3 separate regions of the Homo sapiens genome follow, and regions 2 and 3 are each linked to region 1. Evidence: chromatin contacts called from ENCODE Hi-C or POLR2A ChIA-PET data. All regions are on one chromosome and are shown on one strand. Each heading gives the region's core, a stretch centred on a gene start or an enhancer-like site at or near the end of the contact. The rest is flanking DNA. Distances are from core to core; before and after follow the strand shown.

Evidence for each region. Hi-C counts contacts between places; a loop is a spot of excess contacts on that map. ChIA-PET counts read pairs that join two places held with the same protein, here RNA polymerase II (POLR2A). Pooled maps may share reads with other maps.
Region 2: a pooled map shows a loop between it and region 1 (6-fold over the local background). The contact joins the enhancer-like site here to the promoter of CACTIN in region 1. A Hi-C loop is called at or near these places in 2 of 168 maps with a recorded cell type or tissue (body of pancreas and naive thymus-derived CD4-positive, alpha-beta T cell) and 9 of 50 pooled maps.
Region 3: a loop to region 1 is called in a pooled map, with 5 times the contacts of the local background. The contact joins the enhancer-like site here to the promoter of CACTIN in region 1. A Hi-C loop is called at or near these places in 1 of 37 single-sample maps with no recorded cell type and 3 of 50 pooled maps. POLR2A ChIA-PET finds 5 or more read pairs at or near these places in 2 of 52 experiments (AG04450 and common myeloid progenitor, CD34-positive).

What each region holds. Positions count from the first base shown.
Region 1 is chr19:3,624,589-3,628,859 of GRCh38, forward strand. CACTIN (cactin, spliceosome C complex subunit) reads right to left here and starts at 2,202. Exons shown (of 10, transcript NM_001080543.2): 1 at 2,008-2,202. The coding sequence starts at 2,174. RefSeq lists enhancers at 1-364, 591-1,152, 1,153-1,714, 1,715-2,276, 2,166-2,535.
Region 2 is chr19:3,283,789-3,288,134 of GRCh38, forward strand. It overlaps CELF5 (CUGBP Elav-like family member 5), which reads left to right. Exons shown (of 13, transcript NM_021938.4): 9 at 1,114-1,176; 10 at 2,154-2,237. Among named protein-coding and RNA genes, the nearest start is that of CELF5, 61 kb to the left of the region's middle. Within about 2 kb of position 1,568, at least 10 of the 41 ENCODE cell types and tissues checked have a DNase peak (open chromatin) inside an H3K27ac peak, as active enhancers do; they include body of pancreas, where a contact is called at or near this core.
Region 3 is chr19:4,106,443-4,110,492 of GRCh38, forward strand. All of the region lies in intron 3 of MAP2K2 (mitogen-activated protein kinase kinase 2), which reads right to left. Among named protein-coding and RNA genes, the nearest start is that of MAP2K2, 16 kb to the right of the region's middle. RefSeq lists an enhancer at 2,904-3,033. Within about 2 kb of position 2,514, at least 8 of the 41 ENCODE cell types and tissues checked have a DNase peak (open chromatin) inside an H3K27ac peak, as active enhancers do.

The DNA of each region.
Region 1 (4,271 bases), core at 952-3,451:
AACAAGGAGGCTGTATGGCTGAGACAGAGTGTGGGGGAGAGGGAGGAGGCGCGGGCAGGGAGGTGGCTGGGGCTGGTGGCGCAGGAATTATAAGGGTACGAACCAGGGGACCCGAACACATTTAGGCTGTCAAGGGAGGGCTTCCTAGATGGAAGTGGTATTTGAACTAGTCCCACAGGATGGACAGGAGTTAACAGAGTAGAGCGCAGGGAATGGAAGATGCACAACCTCAGGGGTGGTTCAGGGGCCTTTAATTTTATTTATTAGAGACAAGGTCTACTAGACACAGAGTCTACTAGAGACAAGGTCTATATTTTTATTTATTAGAGACAGAGTCTCCCTCTGTCACACAGGCTGGAGTGCATGATCAGAGCTCACTGCAGCCTTGACCTCCTGGGCTCAAGCCATCCTCTCGCCTCAGCCTCCTGAGTAGCGGGGACTACAGGCACACACCACCACGCCCAGGTAACTCTTTACATTTTTTTGTACAGAGGGGTCTTGCTATGTTGCCCAGGCTGGTCTTGAACTCCTGGGCTCAGGCAAGCCTCCTGTCTCAGCCTCCCAAAGTGTTGGGATTACAGATGTGAGCCACTGCGCTCAGTCACGTTTAGGGGTCTTTGTACACAGAGAACTGCCAAATATTTTGTTAAATGCTCTACCCATTAAGCTCATGTCAAAAAAATCTAAACTATGTTGAAACCAATCATTGCAGAGCCCTTAAATATTGGCCACAAGTTCAACTGAATTTTCGTGAACATTAATTCTAATTACATATCTAGAGTGGCAAATTATTGTGAATAATTCCAATACCAGAAAATGGTAGGCGAAAAAACACAAAGATGACATTAACAAGACTTATGGGCAGGCGCGGTGGCTCACGCCTGTAATCCCAGCACTTTGGGAGGCCGAGGCGGGCAGATCACTTGAGGCCAGGAGTTCAAGACCTGCCTGGCCAATATGGAGAAATCCCAGCTCTACGAAAAAATTCAAAAATTAGCTGGGTGTGGCAACAAGCACCTGTAACCCCAGCTACCGGGGAGGCTGAGGCTGAAGAATCGCTTGAACCCAGGAGGCAGAGGTAACAGCCGAGATCGTGCCACTGCACCCCAGCCTGGGCGACAGAGCAAGACTCCGTCTCAAAAACAAACAAACAAAAAAACCAACAACCGATGAGTGAACTTGGCCCAGAGCGGGGCAAGACTGGCCTGAGTGTCAGCCACGAAGGGGCTGAGCCAGCACTGGGGCCCCGGTCTGGGAATCAGTCCCTGTCCCCATTTTGGTTTCTCTGTACTGGAGCCGGCTCAAGGCAAATCCGACCAAGTGCCCCATCTCCAGAAGAAAAGGACCATGGGGAAGCTGAGATTCAGGCACTAGGAATCAGCTGTGAGTCCTGCCAGCTGACACCGAGTCTTTTTCCCTCCCACAGCCCACCTCCATTAGCAAATGTTGTCTCCTCTACTTCCAGAATCCCTCTGAAATCTACGCACTTTGCCCGCTGTGGTTGACTACAGCCTCCCTCCCATCGAGACTGCCATCATCTACTGTCTGGACAATTGTGCCGTCCTACTCTGATGCCGCTCCTGCCTACCCCGCTCCATCCCTTCTCCACCTCAAAGCCAGAAAGTATGCAGAGTTAAGTCAGTCCACGTCACTCCCCTACCCAAACTCCTCTCAAGACTCTCCATTTCCCTCCGACTAATAGCCAAGATCTAATGTGCTGAGCACACAGGGCTCGATATGATATGATCTGATCTCTCGTTACCTCCCCGCCGCCTCGCTCACCCGGCTCCGGGCTGTCCCTCCAACCGCCCGGTCCCCTGCCTGGAACGCCTCTCGCCTTCCTTCCGCTGCCAGGTTAATTCCAACCGGTGGTCAATTGTCCCCTTCTCTAGGAAGCCCTCCCCGAGTAAGTCGGGGGTTTCCCGGTTCCCCGGGATCTCCAACCCTCGGTCGGGCGCTCCTGAGGTAGGAGCCGGATCCCCAGCGCTGCTCCCGCAGCGACCCCACCTGCGCTCCCGGCTCCGCCGCCTCCGTCTGCGCCGTCCCTCGTCCTCCCGGCGCCGTCGGTTTCGCCGCCCATGGCTCCTGCTCCGACTTCGGCTCCCGCTCTGACTCTGCCGCCTTCGGCCCCGGCGACCCGCGGACCGCGAGCGCGAGCGTGTGTCCCGACCCATCGGCTGGGCCAGTGGCCGCGGCACCAACACCAATAGCCGAAGCCTGCGCTGGGGGCCTTCCTCGCCCACGGCGCTCTCCAGGCTGCCCCGTTTGCGCCTGAGCCGGGAAAGAGCAACCCATCCCGTCGCCCCAGCCCGCAAGGACTCCGACACCCCAGACTTTCCACTACGTCTGCAAATGTGGACCGCGTGATTGACTCCAGTGGGATTGTTGCCTCCAGGGTGGCGGAGTCTCCTTTCAGGCAGTGCTGGAGGCAGCCCTAGGCGGGTCCCCACGCCTCAGGGGGCCTGAGAAACTGTGGGCGGGGCAAGGGCAAACTAGGAACCTTGTGCAGGGAGGGGCCTGCCGAGGCGAGACCAATAAGAAGCGGGTCTAGGTCGGAAGTAGCGCTTCATTGGCGTGGCCAGGGGCGTGGCCGAGGAGAGGCGTGTCCGGGGAGCGAGGTCCCCGAAAGGCGAGGAACCGGGAAGGTGTTAGGTGCCAGGCAGCTCCAGAGGGCAGAGGGCGGGCGCGGGGACAGAAACTGAAAAGCCTTCTTATGAGAGTCATCGTTATGCTCCACCACCTGCCAATGAACACCTATGTATTTTGGGAGTTAAGCTTTAAAAAAAAACAAAAACTTTGATAACTCCCTGTATTCCCCCATCAACCCATTTTAGAGACGGGGAAACTGAGGCTCAGAGAGGGAAAGTCACTCTTAACACTTGCCTTCTCAACCCAGGCTGCCCAGCTTTGTGGTGTGGGTGCTGGGGACCCGTGGGAGGGTTGTGAGCAGGGTTTGGGGGACTTGCTGTTGAAACAAGTTTGGCGTGGGAGGACGGACTTCAGGGGCAAGGCTGGAGGCCAGAGACCTAGAAGACGCTGATGTCCCATCCTGAGCTCCCCTAGCCCATGGTGGCTGCTACCACCACCCCGTGCAGTTCTAACCACTCGGGGCTGGGAAGGCCTGTTTATGGAGGATGATAGTAATTTAAGCTAACTTTTAAAATATTTATCTTGGCCGGGCACGGTGGCTCACGCCTGTAACCCCAGCACTTTGAGAGGCCGAGGCGGGCGGATCACCTGAGGTCGGGAGTTCAAGACCAGCCTGGCCAATATGGTGAAACCCTATCTCTACTAAATAATACAAAAATTAGCCGGGTGTGGTGGCATGCACCTGTGATCCCAGCTACTTGGGAGGTTGAGGCAGGGAGAATTGCTTGAACCTGGGAGGCGGAGGTCGCAGTGAGCCGAGATCGTGCCACTGCGCTATGGCCTCGGCGATAGAGCAAGACTCCGTCTCAAAAAAAAAAAGAAAATTAAAATGTTTATCTTGAGTGGGGTGCAGTGGCTCATGCCTGTAATCCCAACACTTTGGGAGGCCGTGGCAGGTGGATCTTGAGGTCAGGAGTTCGAGACCAGCCTGTCCAACATGGCGAAACCCCGTCTCTACTAAAAATACAAAAATTAGCTGGGCATGGTGGCATGCTTGTAATTCCAGCTACTCGGGAGGCTGAGGCAGAAGAATCGCTTGAACCCAGGAGGCAGAGGTTCCTGTGAGTTGAGATCGCATCATTGCACTCCAACCTGGGCGACAGAGCAAGTCCCCGTCTCAAATAAATAAATAAATAAATAAATAAATAAATAAAACGTTTATCTTGGAATACAACTTCATAACATCCCCGTAAACGCTGGCTTTGTATGCTTTGCTTGGTGTTAAGGCAAGGATGGAACCTTACAGAGGAAGAAGAGACCATCTCCTGCCGCTCTAGATGATGACCTTGCCGGTCCTGAGATGTGGGTTGTCATGCTGATGGGATGGCCCAAAACAAAGCGAAGGCCTGACCCTGTGCTTCCCAAAATTCAGATGCATCCTTGCAGCACATTAAGAGATCACTTGCATGGGCCGGGCGCGGTGGCTCAGTCCTGTAATCCCAGCACTTTGAGAGGCCAAGGTGGGTGGATCACCTGAGTTCAGGAGTTCGAGACCAGCCTTGTCAACATGGTGAAACCCCACCTCTACTAAAAATACAAAATTTAGCCGGGTGTAGTGCCAGGCACCTGTAGTCCCAGCTACTCAGGAGGCCGAGGAAGAATTGCTTGAACCTGGGAGGCGG
Region 2 (4,346 bases), core at 318-2,817, 340 kb before region 1:
TACAATTAATTCAACTCCAGACGGTATTCAAATTTCACCATTTATTTATTTAGCGACAGAGTCTCACTCTGTCGCCCAGGCTGGAGTGCAGTGGCGTGATCATAGCTCGCTGCAGCCTTGAACTCTCGAACTCCTGGGCTGAAGCGATCCTCTCACCTCTCACCTCAGCCTCCCAAGTCACTGGGACTACAGGCACGTGCCATTATGCTTGGCTAATTTTCGATTTTATTTTATTTTTTAAGAAATGAGGGTCTTGCTATGTTGCCCAAGCTGGTCTCGAAACTCCTGGGCTCAAGCGATCCTCCTTCCTCGGCCTCCCAAAGTGTTGGGATCACAAGTGTGAGCCACCACACCCAGCTGATTTCACGAGTTTTTGTATGCACTCTGTGCACGTGTGTGTGTGTGTGTGCAGGGGCGGTTAATTGCCATTTTGTCACAGATGCAGACTTGTGGATCTCCCACAGTGAAGATACAGAACTGCTTCTTGCCCACAAAGTGAACTCCTTCCTGCCACCCCTTTGAAGTCACAGTCACCACCACTATCCCCTGCCCTCCAGCACACTCTCCATTCGGGCAGAATTGTTTGGCTGAATTTTTCCCCAGAATCATCAGCTTTGGTGGCCTGGACAACTTCTTCCCTCCCCTACCCCTTTCCCTAGCGGTAGCAGGAAGGCTACAGCTAGATGGGGGAGCTACAGGGTGTCTGATGAGGAAACTCATGTGGAGAGGGAGACGGGGCAGGGGATGGGGGCAGGTGGTGATTTGAGGTGGAGGCTGAAGTCCTGGTGAATCCAGGGAGTAGAGAGGAGTGAAGGGTCCCCCTTGGGAGGCAACCGGGTCGGGATAGGGAGAGGGAGATGGGGACGATGGTGATCTCTCTCTGGAGTCCGAGAAACCCGGATTCCAGTTCAGCTTCTGCCATTTGCTATCTGAGTGGCCCTGTGCAAGTGGCTTCACCTTCCTCGGCCTCAGCTTCCTGGTCCTACAGAGGGTTTAGCACAGAGGAGAAGCTGGGCGGGGTGTTTGTTGCTGTCCTTGCGGCTCTTAAGGATCGGGGGTGGATGGAAGACTTCTGCTGCTCCCGCCCCACTCAGCCCCTCTGTCTGCCCGCAGCTCAGAGCCCGACTGTGGCCGAGACACTGCATCCTGCCTTCTCCGGAGTCCAGCAGTACACAGGTAGGAGGCAGCCCGCGTGCCCGCGCTGGGCCCTGGCCCCGCCCCCGCCTAGGGCCCCGCCCCCAGGGCCCGCCCCGGACGTGTCGTTCTTCTGTGCCTAGCCGCGCCTCCTACCTCTGGCCCCGCCCCTCAGGGCCCACCCTTAGCCCCTTGTCCTGTATTCAACCCCGGGCCCTGTTACTGGTCCCACCCCACCACCACCTATACCCGCAAACAGGACCTTCCCTTGTCCTTTAAGGACAGCGCTTACCCATGGCCTTACCCTCTCATGTTCTGTGTTGGGGAGAGGGAATTCCCCTTGACCACGTCTCTAGCTCTGACCCAACCCCAGCTCTCGGCCCTGCCCCTTACCCTCCCTCCTGCAGCTCCTAGCCCCGCCCCTCACTTCCTGCCTTTACTCTGACCACGCCTCTCTGATAAAGCCCCGCCCCTACCTCTGGCTCTACTTCTTAAGGCCTGGCTGTGACCCCGCCCTCTGCTGCGGCCCCGCCCCTTAACTCATGGTCCTGCCCACATAGCCCTCCATCAAGTCACGGCCCCGCCCCACTCATGCCCTTCATCCCAGTCTTGCCCCCGCCCTCCACTGTGACCCCACCCCTCAAGCAATGGTCCCGCCCACTCTGGACTGTCCTGTAGCCTTGGCCCCGCCCTCTACTGTGGCCCAACCCCTATACCCCTCCCCTCACGCCATGGGGTCCGCCCCCACCCCCCCTTCCCCGCCCCGTCTCGGTATTGGCCCTGCCCTCCACCATGGCCCCGCCCCTCAGGCAATAGCCCCTCCCCGTTTCGTCTGTGATCTTGGCCCCGCCCTCTGGCCTGGCCCCGCCCCCAAACCCTCCCCACAAAGGCCATGATCACACCCACTCCTGCCTTGGCCCCACCCTCTTATGGCCCCGCCCCCTCCCCGCCCAGCGGCCCAGGCCGCCCACGTGGCCTCACGCCCCTCCTCGCCCTGTGTCTCGCTCCGGTCTCCGCAGCCATGTACCCCACCGCGGCCATCACGCCCATCGCGCACAGCGTCCCCCAGCCGCCGCCCCTCCTGCAGCAGCAGCAGCGAGAAGGTGAGGCGGCCGCAACCTCCCCTGGGCGCCAGCCCCGCCCTCTGCCCGCCCTGTCCACCTGCAGGCTCCGTGTCTGGCCCGGGCCTCTGGGACCCGCGGGGCTGAGAGTGCGGCCTGGGGGCTGGACAGGCCAGAGTTGAGTCCCGGTGCAGCCGCTGACCCCTGGGAATCTCCCTCTCTGTTTCCTCCTCCGAAAAGAGAACCATGCTCGCCCCGACCCCGTAGGAATAGCAGTGACTTCCTACCAGCCCTCTCCAGAACCAAGAGTGATTCTCTGGATTTTTTGGAAAGGAAACCCTTTTTGAGGCTGGGGCATGGCACGATGAGGTATCAGGTAATGAGGCCTCCCCAGTAAAGCCAAGGCTGTCGAAGGAGGGAGGGATTCGATTCTGGAGTCTGACAGTCAGGGTTCAAATCCATACAGTTCTTGCCATGTGCGGTAGATCCCGCCTGTAATTACATAGCGTTTTGGGGGCCGAGGTGGGAGGATCACTTGAGCCCAGGAGTCCAAGACCAGCCTGGCTTAGCAAGACCCCATGTCTACAAAAAAATTAAAAATTGGCCAGGTGTAGTGGTGTGCACCTGTAGTCCCAGCTACTCAGGAGGCTGGAGCAGGAGGATCACTGAGCCCAGGAGGTCAAGGCTTCAGTGAGCTACTATCTCCCCACTGGACTCCAGCCTGGGTGAGAGAGCAAGACTCCATCTCAAAAAAAAAAAAAAAAAAAAAGGCCGGGCACGGTGGCTCACGCCTGTAATCCCAGCACTTTGGGAGGCCGAGGCGGGCGGATCACAAGGTCAGGAGATCGAGACCATCCTGGCTAACACGGGGAAACCCTGTCTCTACTAAAAAATAGAAAAAATTAGCTGGGTGTGGTGGCGGGCGCCTGTGGTCCCAGCTACTCGGGAGGCTGAGGCAGGAGAATGGCATGAACCCAGGAGGCGGAGCTTGCAGTGAGCCGAGATCGCACCACTGCACTCCAGCCTGGGCGACAGAGCAAGACTCCGTCTCAAAAAAAAAAAAAAAAAAAGAAAAGAAAAGAAAAAAATCCCAAGCTGGTAACAACCCAAGTGTTCATCAGCAGGTAAATGGATAAATAAATTAGGATGGAGCTGCACGATGGAACACTATACAGCAGTGAAAAAGGATAAGTAGCCAATACTCACAACAACATGGAATAACTTCACAGGCAGAATATTGAGTGAAAGAAGCCAGATAAAAAAGACTTCACTTAAATGAAGTTTTAAAACAGTAGGCCAATCGAGGTGGCTCATGCCTGTAATCCTAGCATTTTGGGAGGCTAAGGCAGGTGAATTGCCTGAGCTCAGGAGTTCAAGACCAGCCTGGCCAACATGGTGAAACCCCATCTCTACTAAAAATACAACAATTAGCCGAGCGTGGTGGCGTGTGTCTGTAATCCCAGCTATTGGGGAGGCTGAGGCAGAAGAATCTCTTGAACCAGGAGGCGGAGGTTGCAGTGAGCCAAGATTGCGCCACTGCACTTCAGCCTGGGCAACAGAGCGAGACTCCATCTCAAAAATAAATAAGTAAATTAAATTAAAAAAATAAAAACGAGGAAAGCTGGCTGGGTGCGGTGGCTCACGCCTGTAATCCAACACTTTGGGAGGCCACGGCAGGAGGGTCACTTGAGCCCAGGAGGTCAAGGCTGCACTGAGCCAAGATCATGCCACTGCACTGCAGCCTGGGCAACAGAGGGAGACCCTGTCTCAAAACAACAAAACAACAACAAAATCAAAAATCTTTATCAGTGACACGTTAAGAGAAAAGAAAGATGGGAACGTAGTAGAAATGGTAGCACTGTTTTCTCCATGTTATGTGGTTTAGAAATGCATGAGACTACAATAAATACCGTGCTTGGCCTTGGAGAAGACCTAGAATGTGCACGTGGAAACGGCATCGAAAGGGTTGTTGCATGTGACTGTGAAACGGTGGAGGGAGGGTTGTCTGAAATCAGACAGATAGCATGACCCCGGATGGGGAAGGTGCAGCTCACAGCACACTGGGGGAGCTGTGGGAGGGTGTGTGGCATGCAGCGTGTATTTTCTTCTGAAGGTCAGTGCAGCTGGATGTGTTTTTCAGCGGTCGCCCAC
Region 3 (4,050 bases), core at 1,264-3,763, 480 kb after region 1:
GCTGTCGCCAGGCTGGAGTGCAGTGGCATGATCTCGGCTCACTGCAACCTCCGCCTCCCGGGTGCATGTGATTCTCCTGCCTCAGCCTCCTGAGGAGCTGGGACTACAGGCGTGCGCCACCATGCCCAGCTAATTTTGTATTTTTAGTATAGATGGGGTTTCACCATGTTGGCCAGGATGGTCTTGAACTCTTGACCTCGTGATCCGCCTGCCTTGGCCTCCCAAAGTGCTAGGATTACAAACGTGAGCCACTGCACCCAGCCCATGCTATGTTTATTTTCTACAACCACCCCTCCACTACATGAATAGTGTTGTACTGTGGGGATACTCCCATTCAGTACACCATTGTGGATTTCACTTTGCCACTGCAAAGCAGCCAAATATCATTCTTTAATCACTCCCTTACTGATGGACATGTCCAGTTTCCATTACAGTAGAACAAGACGGGCATTCTTCAGCAGATAGGACGAGACCCCCAGAAAGGCCAAGGGGCACCTCTACGAGGTCCGTAAGCCACTGGCTCTCCTTTCCCCATCCCATGAGGCCCCACTGTCCACTGGGTTCTTGCCCCGAGTTATCCAGTAATAGGTTCAGACCCCAGGGAAGCAGCCAGCCCCACTGTTCCTAAGTTCCAGTCACCAACAAGTGCTTGCCATTTTATATAAATACATCACTGGGCACGGTGGCTCACCCCTGTAATCCCAGCACTTTGGGAGGCTGAGGCGGGAGAATCGTTTGAGCCCAGGAGTTCAAGATTAGCCTGGGAAACATAGTGCCATCCCATATCTACAAAAAAACTTGCCGGGCGCGGTGGCTCACGCCTGTAATCCCAGCACTTTTGGGAGGCAGAGGCAGGCGGATCACGAGGTCAGGAGATCGAGACCATCCTGGCTAACACAGCGAAACCCCGTCTCTACTAAAAATACAAAAAATTAGCCGGCTGTGGTGGCGGGCGCCTGTAGTCCCAGCTACTCGGGAGGCTGAGGCGGGAGAATGGCGTGAACCTGGGAGGTGGAGCTTGCAGTGAGCCAAGATTGTGCCACTGCACTCCAGCCTGGGCGACAGAGCTAGACTCCGTCTCAAAAAAAAAAAAAAAAAAAAAAACAAACTTAAAAAGCTACTCAAGCGTGCTGGTGCACCTGTAGTCCCGGCTACCTGGAAGGTTGAGGCAGGAGGATCGTTTGAGCCCAAGAGGTGGAGGCTGCAGTGAGCTAGGATCATGCCACTGCACTCCAACCTGGGTGACAGAGAGAGACCTTGTACCCCCTACCCCCCACAAAAAAAGAAGGAAAAAAATGCAAAATAAAGATGACATAGAAATATGAGGAAACAGCGTAGAAATACAGGGAAATGGCTGCAGCAGCCAGGACATGGATGCAACACCTGTGCGTGCCGGGTGCCATCCTGGGAGGAGCTCACACAGTCCTCACCCCAGCAGGGACTACGACCTCCCTCAGCTTCACAGCAGAAGCGGCAAGAGTCCTGTCCCGAACCCGTGGTAAGGGTGAGCGGTGGGGCCGAGACCTGACCCGGACGCCCATCCTCAGCCCCGGTGCTAAGCTGCCCCTTTGCCTCACTGGGGTGGCCTGGGAGGGAATGAATCAGGTGCTGGGCAGGCCCTTCCATGGAAACCTATGGGCACTCAGGTGAATTCCGAGAGCATCGTTCAGCATGGAGAGAATTCACAGGGCCGGCGAGGATGGCAGGGATGGCCCCCTTGGATGACTTTACTTCCACGGATGCTGCCCTGTCAGGGCTCACCCAATGCTTTAAAAATCAACGTGCTCCACGTTGTTTTTGTTTGTTTGTTTGTTTTGAGATGGAGTCTCGCTCTGTGGCCCAGGCTGGAGTGCAGTGGCACGATCTCAGCTCACTGAAAGCTCTGCCTCCAGGGTTCACGCCATTCCCCTGCCTCAGCCTCCCAAGTAGCTGGGACTACAGGCACCCGCCACCATGCCTGGCTAATTTTTTTTGTATTTTTTTTTTTTTTTTTAGTAGAGACGGGGTTTCACCACGTTAGCCAAGCCAGAATAGTCTCGATCTCCTGAACTCGCCTCGGCCTCCCAAAGTGCTGGGATTACAGGTGTGAGCCACCGCCCCTGGCTAGACCACCTCGGAACTTTTAAAGGGTGCACTCCATAACACAGACAGCACGGCCTGTGTCTCCCTCCTGCAGCCTGGTGGTCTGTGTGGTGTCCCCTGGGGTGCCAGCACCCACTCTGGGAACCCCCATTTTAAATTCACCAAGAATAGAGGTTGGGGGCGGGTTGCCACACTGTCCCCTTTCTGCATGGGAGGAAGGGGGCTCGAGAACTGAGTCAGCCACACAAAACGAGGATGGACAGAACTCCTGAGTAGCGAGGGTGCCTGCCGGGCGCGAGGAGGAGGGGGAAGACGAGGAAGACGAGGAGGAGGAATAGGGAGCACCACATGACAGAGGGGCTGCCTCAGACCACAAAGCGCTTCCTCATCCTTTCCTCGCCCTTTGATGCCGCCGGCAACGTGACTCTGCGAGCAGCGGGGCAGACGCCAGGTCTCCCTCGCAGGCGGGAAAGGGGCTCCAAGGCGGGTGCTGCCTTGCTCGGGTCACATGGCTACGTGGGGGCCTTGCTCAAATTCACTTCCTGCCTTCATTACAAAACTGTCAAAGGGGATCGCACGTTTGCAGGGTGTCACCCAAGCATTCTGGTTTTGCAAACGACGCTGTGCGGCAGGCGGTCTGATACCTGATGAGCTCGGTGTGGCGGGGTCGGCAGCATTTCCTCCGGGGTTTTGAGCTCTGGCCACTTCTCCTTTTGTTCCACCCAATCTCACCCACTTCTGGGCTTCGAGGCCAGAGTGTCTTAACAAGGGGGCACGTCAGAGTCAATGAAGGGGGTGCCTGTACCCCACCCTAGAGACTGTGGTCCCACAGATCTGAGCTGGGGGAGGCACAGGCCTGCCTTGACAAGCTCAGACTGCCACACTTTCCTGAGAAGGCCATTTAAAAACAGTCATCAGCTTTGTTATGTTTTGAGACAGCATCTCGCTCTGCTGCCCGGGCTGGAGTGCAGTGGCGTGACCAAAGCTCACTGTAGCCTCAACCTCCTGGGCTCAAGTGATCTTCCCACCTCAGCCTCTCATGTAGCTGGTGCTATTTTTATCCCCATTTTTAAATGTTGTTAACAATTTTAAAACAGGCACGTGCCACCACACTCACCTAATATTTTAAATTATAGAGATGGTTTCTCACTATGTTGCCCAGCCTGGTATCGAACTCCTGGGCTTAAATGATCCTCCCACCTCAGCCTCCCAAAATGGTAGGATTACAGGCATGAGCCACCGTGCCCGGCCTAATAGGGATCAGTTTTTAATTGCATCTACCCTGGAACCCAGCAATTCCCTCACACAGCTTACCTCACAGGTGTGCCTGCGAGTCAGTGCCATGTTATTTGAGATAGGGCAGAGACTGGAAACAACCTACGTACCCCCCAAAACGGGAGTGTTTTCCCTCTCTGCTGTCATAAGGACGCCCGGGATACAGCAAGAGAAAAAGCAAAGCTGGGAGGAAGACATGAGTGCTTAAAAAACAAAATCATTGGCTGGGCGCGGTGGCTCACACCTGTAATCCCAGCACTTTGGGAAGTCGAGGCAGGTGGATCACCTGAGGTCAGGAGTTTGAGACCAGCCTGGCCAAGATGGTGAAACCCTGTCTCTACTAAAAATACAAAAATTAGCCAGGAGTGGTGGCGGGCGCCTGTAATCCCAGCTACTCGGGAGGCTGAGTCAGAAGTATCACTTGAATCTGGGAGGTGGAGGTTGCAGTGAGCCGAGATTGTGCCACTACTAGATTCTAGCCTGAGTGACAGAGTGAGACTGCCTCTCAAAAAAACAAAAAGAAAACAAAACAAAACCAAAGGCATCTACATATACATACTTGTATGGCATCGACTGCCTTGAGAAGGATCCCCTGGAAGCCAGCGCACTGTTGCCTCTGAGGAAAGGGGCCGTGAGGGGGTCTTCCTTCTCCCCAACATGCTCTGTTCCGTGGAGGCCCTGCCCCTGCCCCTG